Linked DNA regions of Homo sapiens: region 1 is linked to region 2. A link is an interaction called in ENCODE POLR2A ChIA-PET data of the cell type or tissue named here. Cell type or tissue: GM12878. All regions are shown on one strand. Links, peaks and the distances in the headings refer to the core of each region. The heading gives the core; the rest is flanking DNA.

What was found. ChIA-PET counts read pairs that join two places held together with the same protein. Peaks named below come from ENCODE experiments on the same cell type or tissue, not always from the same donor. Only the 100,000 strongest peaks of a DNase experiment are listed, where the experiment ranks them.
Region 1: POLR2A ChIA-PET joins it to region 2 with 5 read pairs; 11 of 35 experiments call an interaction of 5 or more read pairs at or near these places.

What each region holds. Positions count from the first base shown.
Region 1 is chr3:47,172,793-47,178,171 of GRCh38, forward strand. All of the region lies in intron 2 of KIF9-AS1 (KIF9 antisense RNA 1), which reads left to right. Among named protein-coding and RNA genes, the nearest start is that of KIF9-AS1, 11 kb to the left of the region's middle. RefSeq lists an enhancer at 2,958-3,017. In GM12878, for the core only: no CTCF peak of the experiment used is centred there; a DNase peak (open chromatin) is centred at 3,179; H3K4me3 peaks cover 498 bases; H3K27ac peaks cover 2,193 bases.
Region 2 is chr3:47,224,962-47,230,340 of GRCh38, forward strand. It overlaps KIF9 (kinesin family member 9), which reads right to left. Exons shown (of 21, transcript NM_182902.4): 21 at 3,037-3,741. The coding sequence ends at 3,691. All of the region lies in intron 2 of KIF9-AS1 (KIF9 antisense RNA 1), which reads left to right. Among named protein-coding and RNA genes, the nearest start is that of SNORD13J, 23 kb to the right of the region's middle. RefSeq lists an enhancer at 2,990-3,249. In GM12878, for the core only: no CTCF peak of the experiment used is centred there; DNase peaks (open chromatin) are centred at 850, 2,900 and 3,465; H3K4me3 peaks cover 939 bases; H3K27ac peaks cover 2,679 bases.

The sequences.
Region 1 (5,379 bases), core at 171-5,170, 52 kb before region 2:
AAATTCTATTTCTAAAATTTTGGTTCACGGAAATAAAAGCACTCGTACATAGACTAAATGTACAAATTAATGGTATAATTTGTGGTGGGAGAAATGAAGTGAATGCTCATAAATAAGGGAATGGGTGAATATATTTTGGAACATCCATACAGAGGAGTATTATACTGTCATTAAAAAGAATTGAGTTTGCCAGACATGGTGGCTGACAACTGTAATCCCAGAACTTTGGGAGGCTGATGTAGGAGGATCACTTGAGCTCAGGAGTTGGACACCAGCCTGGGCAACATAACAGGACTTCATCTCTACTAAAAATAAAAAATTAGCTGGGTATAGGGTCATACACCTATAGTCCCAGCTACTCAAGAGGTTGAGGTGGGCGGATTGCTTGAGCCCAGGAGATGGAGGCTGCAGTGAGGCAAGATCGCGCCACTGCACTCCAGTCTGGACAACAGAGCAAGACCATGTCTCAAAAAATAAATAAATACATAATAAGTATATGCATATGTATTTAGATATCTATTAAGAAATTAGGCCGGGCGCAGTGGCTCACGCCCATAATCCCACCACTTTGGGAGGCCAAGGCAGGCGAATCATCTGAGGTCAGGAGTTTGAGACCAGCCTGGCCAACATGCCAAAACCCTGTCTCTACTAAAAATACAAAAATTAACCGGGCATGGCACGCGCTGGTAATCCCAGCTAGTCGGGAGGCTGAGGAAGAAGAATCACTTGAACCCAGGAGGCAGAGGTTGAGTGAGCCAAGATCACACCACTGCACTCCAGCCTGGGCAACAGAGTAAGATTCCGTCTTAAAAAAAACAAAACAAAACAAAACAAAACCCTCACACTATATTCCAAATCCTGAAATAAGAAACAAATTTGCAAATTAAGAAATTATGGATTAACTTATTGATTATTGCTCAGAAAACGTACCTTATTTTTACTCTGAAATTCACTTTATTTATAATACTTTAAAACAATTTAGCTAAAGTAGTGTTTATAGGATGTTACTTCTCTGGTTAGACATGTTTCACACAACAGTTTTCAATGCTGAAAATTCATTTGATAATTTTAATCACAATTTATGATTGATTGATGGATTAATCAGTAATTTAGATGCCATAAGAACCATTGAAAGGAATAATCTGACTATTGCTCATTGTACAATCTTGATCATTAGTTATAAGCCAAGAATCTGATATCCCACTCTTGAATTACATTTTTCAATGTGTGTATTTGGTCAACAACAGGTCACAGTGAGCCGAGATCATGCCACTCCACTCCAGCCTGGGTGACAGAGCAAGACTCCATTTCAAAAAAAAAAAAAACTGAAAATACCAAATATTGACAAGGATTTGGAGCAAGTGGAACCCTCATACATTGCTGATGGAAATGCAAAATTATACAGCCAATTTGGAAAAATAACTGGGTGTGGTGGTGTGCACCTATTTTTCCAACAACTTGGGAGACTAAGGTAGGAAGATCCCTTGAGCCCAGGAGTTTGAGGTTACAGTGAGCTGATGGCGCCACGGCTCTCCAGCCTGGGTGACAAAATAAAACTGTTTCAAAAAAAAGAAAAAAAAATGATGCTATAAGAAAAAAACTATATACCAATGTCCTTCATTAACATAGATACAAAATGTTTAATCACAATTTTAGCAAATTGAATCCAACTGTCTCCCCCACCCCCACATCTATCTATATATCTATATTTGTTTGTTTGTTTTGAGACGGAGTTTTGCTCCTGTTGCCCAGGCTGGACTGCAATGGCATGATCTCGGCTCACTGCAACCTCCACCTCCTGGGTTCAAGTGATTCTCCTGCCTCAGCCTCCCGAGTAGCAGGGATTACAGGCATGCCCCACCACGCCTGGCTAATTTTGTATTTTTAGTAGAAACGGGGTTTCACCATGTTGGACAGGCTGGTCTCAAACTTCTGACTTCAAGTGATCCGCCCGCCTCATCCTCCCAAAGTGTTGGGATTACAGGCGTGAGCCACTGCATCCGGCCTTGTTTTTTTGTTGTTGTTTTTTTTTGAGACAGGGTCTTGGTCTGTCACCCAGGCCAGAGCGAGTCTCATGGTTCACTGTAACCTCCGCCTCCTGGGATCAAGGAATCCCACCTCGGCCTCCTGAGTAGCTGGGACTATAGGCACAAGCCACCACGCCTAGCTAGTTTTTGTTTTGTTTTGTTTGATTTGGTTGGTTGTTTTTTTCTTTTTGTTTTTGTTTTTGTAGAGATGGCGTTTTGCCATGTTGCCCAGGGTGGTATCAAACTCCTAGGCTCGAGTGATCCACCCACTTCAGCTTCCCAAAAGGCTAGGATTGTAATCACATCTGTAGGCATGAGCCACCACGCCTGATAAATCTAACAATACATTAAACGTAAAATACCAGGCCAGGTGCAGTGGCTCACACCTGTAATCCCAGCAGTTTGGGAGGCCAAGGCGGGTGGATCACCTGAGATCAGGAGTTCAAGACCAGCCTGACCAACATGGTGAAACCCCATCTCTACTAAAAATACAAAAATTAGCTGGGCATGGTGGCACACGCCTGTGGTCCCAGCTACTCGGGAGGCTGAGGTGGGAGAAGGGACTAGCCTTGTCTCAGATGAGTCTTTGGACTTCTGAGTTAATGCTGGAATAAGTTAAGACTCTGAGGGACTATTGGGAACACATAATTGTATTTTGCAATGTGAGAGGGACATGAGATTTAGTGGGGCCATGGGTGGAATGATATGATTTGGGTCTGTGTCCCCACTAAATCTCATGTCGAATCCCCAGTGTTAGAAGTGGGGCCTGGTAGGAGGTGATTAGATTATGGGGATGGTTTCTCATGAATTGCTTAGTACCATGCCCCCTTGTGAGTTCTCACAACATCTGGTTGTTTAAAAGTGTGTAGCACCTCCCCACCCTCTCTCTTGGTCTAGCTCCTGCCATATAAAATGCCGGCTCCTGCTTTGCCTTTCACCATGAGTAAAAGCCTCCTGAGACCTTCTCAGAAACAGATGCTGCCATCCTTCCTGTACAGCCTGCAGTACCGTGAGCAAAATAAGCCTCTTTTGTCTATAAATTACCTAGTCTCAGGTATTTATTTATAGCAATGTAAGAAAGAACTAATACAAGTGGTTTCACTTCTTATAGCCTAAAACTACCTAGCATGCCTTTGAAATTGCAACTGCTTTCTATTTCTTATAATTCAGACTTGTCTTTTCATTTGTGACCAATTCCTGTTATTTCAAAACCAAAGAGTGCATGAGGGTGAATTATATTACCCTGAAGAGATGAGACAATGACTCTGTCTGAACCATTCAGCTGGTCTAGGTGACTAGAGACTGCAGAGATGTCAGGACTGTTGCCTAGGACACAAAGCAGACTTACAGGGCATTCCTCACTGAAAGAACATTTTAGGGACACTTACTTATCCAGAAAGGCATAAATAAGGAACTGGTAACCCTGATAACTTGAGAACCCTACTGCTACCTGGTGATTAGAGGCAGTCTGAGACACATAAGAGAGTGGTTCAGGCCAGGAGTGGTGGTTCACACCTGTAATCCCAGCACTTTGGGAGGCCAAGGTGGGTGGATTGCTTGAGATCAGGAGTTTGAGACCAGCCTGGCCAGCATGGCGAAACCCCCCTCTACTAAAAATACCGAAGTTAGCCAGGTGTGGTGGCACATGCCTGTGATCCCAGCTACTTGGGAGGCTGAGGCACGAGAATCACTTGAACCCGGGAGGTGGAGTTTGCAATGATCCAAGATCATGCCACTGGACTCCAGCCAGAGCAACACAGTGACACTCTGTCTCAAAAATATATATATATATTTTGGGACCTGGACAGGTGACCATGGTGAGACCTTTGAAGACATATGTATGTCCATAGCATGCATATGTCTTTGAACTGTGTATCTTGAAGTAATGTTATGTTAAATTATGTAATAGATAATCATAAAGTGTCTGAGTCATTTCTAAGTAAGTTAAAATGCTGAGATATCAATTTAATCTTTTAGTTTTTTGTTGTTGACTTTAGACATCTAGAAATATAAAGCATAATCAATTTAAGAATAAAAAATACGGCCTGGGTACAGTGGCTCATGCCTATAATCCCAGCACTTTGGGAGGCCGATGCGGGCAGATCGCTTGAGTCCAGGAGACCAGCTCGGTAACATGGAGAAACCCTGTCTCTACAAAAAATATAAAAAATTAGCCAGGTGTAATGGCAGGTGGGTGTGGTAGTATGCGCCTATAGCCCCAGCTACTAGGGAAGCTGAGGTCAGATGATCACTTGAGCCTGGGAGGTGTAGGTTGCAGTGAGCCAAGATTGTGTCACTGCCCTCCAGCCTGGGCAACAGAGTGAGACCCTGTCTCAAAAAGCAAAAACTATGCAAATAAGGACAATTATTAACAAAACAATCTGAAATCCGTATCTGAAAAGTGTTTCTGGCCAGGCGTGGCTCACGCCTGTGATCCCAACATTTTGGGAGGCCGAGGTGAGTGGATCACTTGACACCAGGAGTTGAAGACCAGCCTGGCCAACATGGTGAAACCCTGTCTCTACTCAAAATACAAAAATTAGCCAGGTGTGGTGGTGCATGCCTGTAATCCCAGCTACTTCTTAGGAGGCTAAGGCAGGATAATCGCTTGAACCCGGGAGGCAGAGGCTGCAGTGAGCCGAGACTGTGCCACTGCACTCCAGCCTGGGTGACAGAGCGAGACCCTGTCACAAAAAAAAAAAAAAAAAAAAAAAGTGTTTCTAAAGGTAACCAGGCCAGGCACAGTGGCTTGCCTAGGCCTACCAGCTGCAGGGCAGGTTACAGCTAGTGGCCCAAGCTCTGGGATAAAATATTAATCAATATTAATGATACTTAGTCTTTTAAGCTTAAGCTTATATACTTTGTTGTCTTTATGGTTTAACAAAGCTAAATATATTTCAATCTGTTAATAAAAATGGAAGAAACATCTTTAAAAAATTATGAAGTAATTTTCATCTACAAATATTGACAAAAAAGTTCAAAATTACTTTCTAGGTTTTTCACTAGAAATTAGGTTACTAAAAGTTAAAATTATAGTAAATATATATATTAAAACTACTAGGCTGGGCCTGGTGGCTCGTGCCTGTAATCCCAGCACTTTGGGAGGCCGAGGCAGGTGGATCACCTGAGGTCAGGAGTTCAAGACCAGCCTGGCCAACATGGTGAAACCCCGTCTCTACTAAAATAAAAAAATTAGCTGGGAGTGGTGGCAGGTGCCTGTAATCCCATAATCCCAGTTACTTGGGAGGCTGAGGCAGGAGAATCGCTTGAACCTAGTAGGTGGAGGCTGCAGTAAGCAGAGATTGCGCCACTGCACTCCAGCCTGGGAGAGCAAGACTCTGTCTCAAAAACA
Region 2 (5,379 bases), core at 89-5,088:
GCCATTGCAAAGGCCTGGAAGCAGGAGCTGTCTGTCTGGCATGTTGGGAGGAAAAGTAAGGAAGCCCATGTGGCTGGAGTAGAGTGAGCAAGGGGACAGTAGATGAGACAAGAGTAGAGAAATCATAGAAGTCACGATTATATAGGATCTTGTGGGATGTTTTAAGGACTTGGGTTTCACTCTGAGCAAAATAGGAAACCATTAAAAATTTGAGAAGAGGTGTAATGTGATCTAACATATTTCAGAAGGTCAACCAGGGCTAGACCTGGTGGCTTGTAATCCTACCTACTCTGGAGGCTGACATGGGAGGATTGTTTTAACCCAGGAGTTCGAGGATGCAGTGAGCTAGGATCATGCCACTGCTCTCCAGCATGAGGAAAAAAAAAAAAAAAAAGGTTCAGCCAGGCTGCTGTTCTGGAAATAGAGAGCAAAAGGAGAAGCCAGGAGACAGGAAGCTGTTGCAATATCCAGGCAAGAAGTGGTGAGAAATGGTCAGATTTTGAATATAGGAGGAAGGTAAAGCCTACTGAATTTCTGGATAGATTCAGTGTGAGGTCTGAGAGAAGAGAGGAATGAAGTACAAAACTAAGGATTTTAGCCTGAGCAATTAGGCTAAGGAAGGTTATGGGTAAAGTATGTTTAGGGAGACAATTAGACATTCGGTTTTCTAGCTCACCTCTTCACCAGTGATGAAGCCTTCAGGGTGCCATCTTTATTCAGGCAGTCCCATTTCCAGCTTCCTATATGGCATGAACTGACGTCTTATTTCTCATACTTATGTGGACATTTAACCTTCAAAAGTAACAATCCGCTCACATACCTTCTCCTAGTCCCTAGAAGACATAGCCAGTTCACACGCTGACCACTCAGGTTTTCAGTTCCTCCTTTATGTTCAGCTCCTGACAGTTCCCTTTCTTGCTTGCAAATCTTACTTTGTACAGTCGTCCCTTGGTATACATGTGGGATTGGCTCCAGGGCCCCTTCCATATGCCAAAATCCACACATAAGTCCTGCACTCAGTCCTGCGGAACCTGCACATACAAAAAGTTGACTCTCCACATATGCAGATTTTGCATCCCTTGAATACTGTATTTTCAATCCACCTTTGGTTGAAAAAATCCCATGTATAAGTAGACTTGTGCATTTCAAACCCGTGTTGTTCAAGGGTCAACTGTATTTCTTTTCTCTTTTTCTTTTTTTTTGAGACAGAATCTCTGTTCCCCAGGCTGGAGTGCGGCAGCATGATCTCAGCTCACTGCAGCCTTCGCCTCCCAGGTTCAAGCAATTCTTGTGTCTCAGCCTCCCAAGTAGCTGGGATTACAGGTGTGCACCACCACACCCGGCTAATTTTTGTATTTTTAGTAGAGACAGGTTTTTGCCATGTTTGCCAGGCTGGTCTCAAACTCCTGGCCTCAAGTGATCTACCTGCCTCAGCCTCCCAAAGTGCTGGGATTACAGGCATGAACCACCACATGTGGCCTCAAGGGTCAACTGTATTTAAAAGAATGTTATATTTTAGTCAGCACCTCTATTTGTAGCAGGAATGTTTTCAGATTATCTCACCTGTCACATTGTTGCAACTGGAAGTCCCTCCAGGGGTGACTTGGCTGGCAAATTAACTCAGCAGGAACTATTTTCTGGAATGACAGACCCATCTGAATGAACACAACACCCCTACCTTCCTGCCATACTGGAAGCATCGACTCCTGGAAGCATCAGTCAGGGGAAGAGAAAGGAGCTGGAGGAGGGAGAGGGCAGAGCCCCCAAGGCAATCCTATCACTTTCTTCAACAAAATCCATGTCCATCTGCTGATGGGCTGAAGAGCAGAATCACAGGGTTTTTGATTGGATAGATACTATCCAGTTCAACCTTCAACCAGGTGCAACCTCCTTGCCAGACAGCCTACTGCTGCAGGGCCCTCACTAATGACTTCATGCCAGGACTGCTCTCATTTTAAGCCTCTTCTTATTTTGAGATAACAATCTTAGCCAGGAGAGGTGGCTCACACCTGTAATCCCTTGGCACTTTGGGAGGCTGAGGTGGGAGGATCGTTTGAGCCCAGAAGTTTCAAGACCATTCTGGACAACATAGTGAGACTCCATCTCCAGAAAAAATTTAAAAAACTAGCCAGGCATGGTGGTGCGCACCTGTAGTCCCAGCTACTCAGGAGGCTGGGGTGGGAGGATTGAGCCCAGGAGGTTGAGGCTGCAAGGAGCTGTGATGGCACCACTGCACTCCAGCCTGGATGACAGAGTGACACCCTGTCTCAAAAACAACAACAATAACAACAAAACCTTTGGGAAAAATGTTTGCTACTCATTCAGCCCACATCCACATCCTCTTGCTTTCCCTTCTACCTGGCAGCCCCTCATGGCCTCTGTCACATTTCTCTTCCTCTTCAGGTAAGCAGACCTAGTTCCTTCCATCTTTCCTCATACAAAGTGGTCCCAGAGCTAGATATCACCCATCAGAAGTGATGTATTTTTCTCTCACAGCTTCCCATGACAGGACTGCCAGGTGAGCAGAACCTCCTCTCCCACTGTTGGAAGAATAACAGAAACCTCAAGGCCCTGATGAGGGTGTCAGACGGGGGAGCACCCACAGAGTGTCAGGCCAAGGCCTTGACCCATAAGAACAGAAGAGGGGGTGAGATACAATTCCAAGGAAGCACTGAAACTTTTCGCTCAGTGGAGACTTGGTTTACCAACCCAGGGGCGTATCAGTCAGCCTGGAAGGCCCCAGAGGGCCTGAGTTTGTTCTCTGAGCAAAGTAATGAACTCTTTCCCTTTGGTGCCACCACCAAGGGCCCAAGCTGCAGCCTGGTAACTTGATAGAGAGTGATATCTTCTCTCTTCCCTGCTCAGCCTTGACAGTGATCCCAGTTCCTATTCAGGGTAAATCGTTCACTTTCACTTCTGCTCAGTGCAGCCTACACGGAGAGAGAAAGCGGGGAGGGGAGGCACCCTGGTGCCTGGTGGCCGTGCATGCTGCGTAGGGAAGGCCGTGGTGTTCTGGAAACATGCAGAGGACATGTCTCCCAGAAGCTGCTCATTTATTCCCTGGTACATGGAGCCAGCTCTGCCTCATCCCTTTCTGGTCTCTGTGGCTAGACCTTATCCTCCCCTGGTTGCCAAATGAAGGAGGGCCTCCTCCTGTCTTCTTCACTGGCTCAGAAACACAGAAAAGATGTCTTGAGAGAACTTAGGGTCTGAGGGAGCTGTGAGAAGCAGAGCTCCTCAGACCGAGCTCACCACCCCCACCCTAGGATGTCTATCCAGGAAAGGGGCTGACCAGTGTGACAAAGGCCTGCCAGGAGGAGCCTGGCTGAGCTACTTTTCTGCCTTCCTACTTGAGACTCAGTTCTGACCTCACACATACATAGAGAATATGTCCTTTCAGACAGGAAATAAGACAAAGTTCTCAGATGAGCACTGAAAGTCCAAACTAGAAAGTTATTTTATCCTGTCCCTGCATATAAGACAGTGAATTAAAACCCAAAGTGCTCTGTGGAGATGAGCAAGGTTGTCCTTGGAGGATGCTCCTCCCAACATGCAGGCCAAATGTGTTCTCTGTGCTGGGTCCCAGCATTGGAGTAGAGGGGGCTGCAGCTCTGGGCAGGTGGTTGAGCAGCTCCACTACAGTAGGTGGGAGTTGCTGGTCTTGTCCTTTAAGGTACTGGCGATGAGGTTCTATTTTCTATGTGCCTGCTGGAGGCCCATCATGGTTTTCAAGTAATTATGCTGGACACAGAGGGAAGAGAAAACAGGAACTTATTAGGAGGGACAGACATAGCAGGGACTCAGACCAGGCCACTCACATTCACCCTATCATTCCTCCTGCAAACATCATGGGTTGTGGACAAGGATTCCTTCTGAGTAGCCCCAATTCTCTGAGAAATAACATCCATTCAAACTCTTTCATTCTTTTATCCTAAAGAAAGTGTGTAAAACTATTTTAAAACAGTCTGGCAGGCATATTTGAAAGGAGGCATATAGGTTTCAAGGGCATTCTTGGGAGTTTCTGATAGGGAATAGGTTCAGAAAGAAAAGAAGAGGGTTCTATCTCCAGAGGAGTTAGGGGCCAGGTATTCAGAAGGGCCCTCTCTTTGCCACTGCAATCAATCAGATGTTCACAAATTATACCTTTTTAATGCATCACTAGGCTCTTAGAAAGCAGGTGAAAACTGTAGGCTGAAACAGAAACAGTGGGCTGTAAGCCAGCAAACGCTAAAACTAGCTTGGAACATGGAATCTTAGGTTCCCCACAAAGTAGGAGTCTGAATTGAAGCTCCCATATTAAACTGGAATTCTTGAAGAGGGTTAAAATGGTCCTGGGTTGGTAATGCCCCATGGGTAACTGCAGAAAGCAAGTGCAAACCTTTTCAGGGGGAAAATAATTTCTATTTATGTGTTCAGGTCTCCTTGAGCTTAAGTTCAATCAAACACAAGGTCACGATTTCAATACACACACAAACACACACACATACACACGCCACTGTCAAGCCACCATGAGACTCAGTAAAACAGGAAACAGATTTTGACCATGAAAAATCTGATCTATATGTTTCCTATATAAAAGTATATATTTAAATAACTAAAACATAGAATTGAAAGAACATGGAATGGTTCGAGTATAACATTTGCATAAAAAGTCTGTGCATGGGCATATCTTAAACATTAAAAATGGCCAACACAGAGAATTATAGAGATTGGGGAATGAGAGAATAGAATTTTGACCTGTAGAAATACAGGACTCCTCTGCTTAATGATTTAGAATTTTTTTTTTTTTTGAGATGGAGTCTCGCTCTGTCACCCAGGCCGGAGTACAGTGGCGCAATCTCGGCTCACTACAACCTCTGCCTCCCGGGTTCAAGCGATTCTCCTGCCTCAGCCTCCTGAGTAGCTGTGATTACACGTGTGCACCACCATCCCCGGCTAGTTTTTGTGTTTTTAGTAAAGACAGGGTTTTACCATGTTAGCCAGGCTGGTCCTGAACTCCTCACCTTAAGTGATCCACCCACCTCAGTCTCCCAAAGTGCTGGGATTACAGGCGTGAGCCACCGTGACTGGCGAGTTGCACATTTTAAATGGGTGAATTGTATGGTATGCAAATTCTGTCTCAATAAAGCCTTTTAAAAAGCATAAAATAAGAATTTATTTAAAATAACTATCTGGGCACAGGGGCTCACGCCCATGATCCCAGCACTTTGGGAAGCTGAGGTGAGATGATTGCTTGAGCCCAGGATATCAAGACTGCAGTGAGCTATGATCGTGTCACTGCACTCCCTCCAGCTTGGGTGACAGAGCAAGACCTTGTCAAAAAAAAAAAAAAAAGGCTGGGTGCAGTGGCTCATGCCTGTAATCCCAGCACTTTGGAAG